2 separate regions of the Homo sapiens genome follow, and region 1 is linked to region 2. A link is a loop called in an ENCODE intact Hi-C map of the cell type or tissue named here. Cell type or tissue: gastrocnemius medialis. All regions are shown on one strand. Region 1 overlaps PHTF2 (putative homeodomain transcription factor 2). Region 2 overlaps PHTF2 (putative homeodomain transcription factor 2).

Evidence for each region. Hi-C counts contacts between places; a loop is a spot of excess contacts. Peaks named below come from ENCODE experiments on the same cell type or tissue, not always from the same donor. Only the 100,000 strongest peaks of a DNase experiment are listed, where the experiment ranks them.
Region 1: a loop joins it to region 2, with 2.4 times the contacts of the local background. A loop is called at or near these places in 4 of 110 quality-filtered maps.

Annotation. Positions count from the first base shown.
Region 1 is chr7:77,811,012-77,813,511 of GRCh38, forward strand. All of the region lies in intron 1 of PHTF2 (putative homeodomain transcription factor 2), which reads left to right. Among named protein-coding and RNA genes, the nearest start is that of PHTF2, 13 kb to the left of the region's middle. In gastrocnemius medialis, no CTCF peak of the experiment used is centred here; no DNase peak of the experiment used is centred here; H3K27ac peaks cover 2,043 bases.
Region 2 is chr7:77,876,526-77,879,025 of GRCh38, forward strand. The region is part of intron 2 of PHTF2 (putative homeodomain transcription factor 2); the gene reads left to right. Among named protein-coding and RNA genes, the nearest start is that of PHTF2, 79 kb to the left of the region's middle. In gastrocnemius medialis, no CTCF peak of the experiment used is centred here; no DNase peak of the experiment used is centred here; H3K27ac peaks cover 1,439 bases.

The DNA of each region.
Region 1 (2,500 bases), 66 kb before region 2:
TCCTGCCTCAGCCTCCCAAGTAGCTGGGACCAGACTCCCACCACCATGCCCAGCTAATTTTTGTATTTTTAGTAGATACAGGGTTTCACCATGTTGGCCAGGCTGGTCTCAAACTCCTGACCTCAAGTGATCCACCTGCCTCAGCCTCCCAAAGTGTTGGGATTACAGGCGTGAGCCACTGCACCTGGCCCTGGGTTACGTACTTTAGGCAGGAATACCACAGACATGATGTTGTGTACTTTCCAGTGCATTATATGAGGAGGCAAATACTGTTATTTCTCCTGTTACTGGTGATGATAACTTTTATAATTTAGTTAAGGAGGTATCTGCCAGGTTTCTACAAGGTAAAGTCACTCTTTTATTCTCTGTAATTAATACATACTGTGGCTAGATACTTTTAAATTATGTTAGTATCCTACTACTCTCAAACTTACCCATTAATTTTAACATCTATTGATGATTCTTGTGTGAATCCATTATTAAGATGGGTGCCAAATGGTGATTTTTATAATTTTGTAATTTCTTTTATATTTATTAGCTGACTTCTGTGATAAAGAAAAGCTTCTACCTCTTTATTCACTTACTTATTCATATCAGTATGGACTCATGAATTCTTGTTTTATCATTTTGCCAATGTCTCTATGATTCTTTGAGCATTTTCTTACTTTCTGATCCAACAAGATATTCCATAATCATCTGGTACTATCTCTGTGCCAGCCCTAGCATAAGACATTTCTCTAAGCAGTGTTGATTTCTTTTACTATGAAGTGGTATTTAGAGATCTAGGTGTTAGATGTGCTTATTGCTACTGAGGAGTCTTTGTTTCTAGGCCCTCTCAGTGGACGTAAAGTATATATGTATACGGATGAGTATATATGTGGTGGGTGTGTGTAATACAGCTTTATTTTCAGAAAGAATATTAACTAGTGTCATGGCTGCTAAAAATAAAAAAGTGAATATAGGCATAGGCTACATGACCATGTGATCATATCCTTATCACAAGAAATTATAGCTCCAATGTTTTGCATTCTTCAAATACATTATTTTGTTGACTAACTGGATTCCAGGAATTACTTAGATCTTATCTGATGAGAAAAAGAACCTGGATGGTGAGGGGCCTGGAAATCATGTTATATGAAGAACAGGTGAAGGAGCTGAGAACATTTAGTCTGGAAAAAGATTAATGACAACATATGCTGATTATATTAAGTTGTTTGAGGCAGAAGAAATGACACACATTTATTCTGTGTTCACTTAGAGTATGTAATTAATACAGATGAATGTATTTGAAGAGAGATATAAATTTAACTCTGCATAAGGATAATTTTGAGGCAAGTTTTCCTCTAATGCAGTAAAATGACTTGAATACCTCAAACCCAATTATTATCTCTAATCAGGAGAAGCTTGCTTATTTTTACATAATTTGTGTGTACTGTAAGAAGTTAGAACTACTTGAGAGATGTCTAAGTATGCTATATTTAGTGGCTTAGTCAGTAGTATGCTTCACAAGATGAATCACAAGGAAAGGATTCTGTTCTAAATAAATGTAAGAAATAATGTGTACATAATCTTCTTTTTTTACTTTTTTTTTTTTTTGAGACAGAGCCTCGCTCTGTCACCCAGGCTGGAGTGCAGTGGCACAATCTTGGCTCACTGCAAGCTCCACCTCCCAGGTTCACACCATTCTCCTGCCTCAGCCTCCCAAGTAGCTGGGACTACAGGCGCACGCCACCACGCCCAGCTGATTTTTTGTGTTTTTAGTAGAGATGGGGTTTCACTGTGTTAGCCAGGATGGTCTCGATCTCCTGACCTCGTGATTTGCCCACCTTGGCCTCCCAAAGTGCTGGGATTACAGGTGTGAGCCACAGCACCCAGCCAATAATGTGTACATAATCTTCTATTGGATATTTATAATGCAGAGTAACGTGTTAAAAGGCTCTAACAAGTCCTCAAGTAAGGAAACTTGTTTGACTTTTTCTAATGTAGTGGATATAGGAACAGGTGAGGTTATAGGTATAATCTAATAGTAGTCATACAGTAGTCATCTATAGATGCATGGTATTTATTTATTTATTTAATTTTAAACCAGGCCTTCAAGCATTTTATCCTTTGAGTTACAATCCAATTACACTGATTTATACATGGTATTTAAACCAAGATATTAGATGTGATCACCAAGGGACTGTGTGAAGATAAGAGATGTGCAAAAACTGAGCTCAGGGAGAAGAGGAAAACTAGCAAAGAAACTGAGAAGGAGTGAATAAAGAGGAACAAACTGAAGAGAGTGGTTTCCCAGAAGCTAAGTGAATAAAGTGTTCCAGGAGAAGAGAACATAATCAGCTGTGCTTTATACTACCCGTAGATTGTATAAGATAAGCAACTGAGACCTGACCATTGCATTTAGCGACTGGAAGTCACTGGTGTCCTCAAAGAGAACTTTCAGTGGAGTATTGTGAGCAAAAGATGATTGGATTAAAGAGAGGAGATGGAGAAGTGGGAG
Region 2 (2,500 bases):
CAACACTTTTATTAGTGGTAAAATGAAGATAATGTTTATATCCCATCTTTCACTGTGTTTCTTTGATTTAGAAGCTAAAGAAGTCAGCTGGGCTTGGTGGCTTACATCTGTAATCGCAGCACTTTGGGAGGGCAAAGAGGAAGGATCACTTGCGCCCAGGAGTTCAAGACCAGCCTGGGCAACAAAGTGAGATCCTGTCTCTACAAAATAAATAAAATAAAATAAAATAAATTATCCAGGCATGGTGGTACACACCTGCAGTTGCAGCTACGCAGGAGGCTGAGATGGGAGGATCACTGTGATTGCACCACTGCATAATTTAAGAGTGTGTTTTAAATAATTTTCAATGATTTCCACTCTATAATAATTCAGATAACACTTATCAAAAATTCCAAATAATTTTGAATTGAGTAATGTTAAATTGTGTGGGTTTGGCTCTAAAAGCTTTAACACTTGGGAATTATAGGTTTGTTAAATAGAACTTGGGTATTTACCCTTAAAGTATTTTCACCCTCTGTTTGATTTAAATAAGATATATTTGAATTATTTTCCCATGATTAATGGAAGTCAGTAATGATCTTTTCTCTCTCTTTTTTTTTTTTTTTTTTGAGACAGAGTTTCGCTCTGTCACCCAGGCTGGAGTGCAGTGGCACAATCTTGGCTCACTGCAACCTCCACCTCCTGGGTTCAAGCGATTCTCCTGCTTCAGCCTCCTGAGTTGCTGCACGTGCCACCATGCCTGGCTAATTTTTGTATTTTCAGTAGAGACAGGGTTTCACTGTGTCGGTCAGGCTGGTCTCGAACTCCTGACCTCATGATCCCCGCTCTCGGCCTCCCAAAGTCCTGGGATTACAGGCGTGAGCCACCACGCCTGGCCAATAATGATCTTTTCTTTCCTCACTAGCAGGGTCTTCACAGTTCATCATCCAAGGTTAGGTTAAGTAGAAAAGCAGAAGTTAAATTATCTTTGCTAAAATGACTTTTTGGAAAAGGTTATTAATCACATAGTAGCTTGATAAATAAATCCACTCAGAACATACTGCCATGTACCAGCAAGTTGGAAAATGAACAGTCTTCATAAATTATGCAGAATGGTATTGGTTTGCATGCATTAACAGCAATGTTCTCATTAAACTTGGGCCAGGAAAAACCACCATGGTGTTCTGCTTCTACTTTTCACCACATGCGTAAACTGTGCCAACATCAGCCAGCTAAGACATGGGAAGGAAAGGAAACCAAGGCTGTGTAGGGCCCCTTAGCATCAGGATTTCTGGAAACTTCTCTCTTAGGATCTGTAGTTAATGTTAATTTTATTCCTCTGTCTCAGCCGTCTGTCTCTGTTTCTCCTATTCATGTGATGTCTAGAATGGAAAGTCTGGCTCCACTTGAGTTGTGTGTCTGGCTTTGAATCACTGTTGGGGGAAGGGGATGTGCAGGATCAAATAACACAGATGTGGAGGTTGGTAGTCCCTCTCAGAGTATAGCAAGACTTCAGTACTTTATGCTTAGTGATGTAGTTGCCCAATTAATTCATCTTGCCTACTGCCCGGAAAAACCAATGCACTGAGAACAGCAGGTTTTTGCAGCAGAGAGTTGAAAAATCGCAGGGCCAGGCAAACAGAACAAGAGAGGTTATTATTATTCAAATTGGTCTATGAAATTTTGGAGACTGGGTTTTGTTTTGTTTTAGGATAATTTGGCAAGCAGTGGGCTAGGGAATAGGAAATGCTGATTGGTTGGATCAGGGATGAAATCATAGGGTGTTAAAGCTGTCTTCTTGCACTGTCAGTCCCTGGGTGGGATTACAAGACCAGTTGAGCCATTTTATGGGTCTGGGTGGCGCCAGCTTGTCCATTAGAATGCAGGGTCCGAAAAATACCTCAAACACCAATTTTAGTTTTACAATAGTGATGTTATCTGTAGGAGCAACTGGGGAGTAGGAGCAACTGGGGAGGTTATGAATCTTGTGACCTCTGGCTACATGACTCCTGAGCCATAATTTCTAGTCTCATGGCTAATTTGTTAGTTTTACAAAGGTGGTTTCAAAGGAGGCTGTAGTTTTGGGAAGGGCTGTTATCATCCTTCCTTTAAACTATAAACTAAATTCCTTCCAAAGTTAGCTTGGCTACTCCCAGGAATGAACAAGCACAGCTTGGAGGTTAGAAGCAAGATGGAGTCAGCTATGTCAGATTTCTCCTACTGTCATAATTTTGCAAAGCAGTTTCAGTGATTGATTTACTGATTTTACGTAAGTATAAATGAGAGATGGGTATTGAATCAACTAGATGTGTATTTTTAATCTCTAAATTAAAGATTTATTTCTTTAAGTATTAAAAAGGGTGGCTTGGCATTTGAGGGTTATTGAGGGACCCCTGAAGTGACACTGTATCTAGATAGATCTATCTAGATCTAGCTAGGTAGGTGGATGTTATCTAGTTCACCTGGCCGAATGGCCTTTTTTCAAACCTGCTTTTATTCTGTGATGCCGTGGTTAGTAGTA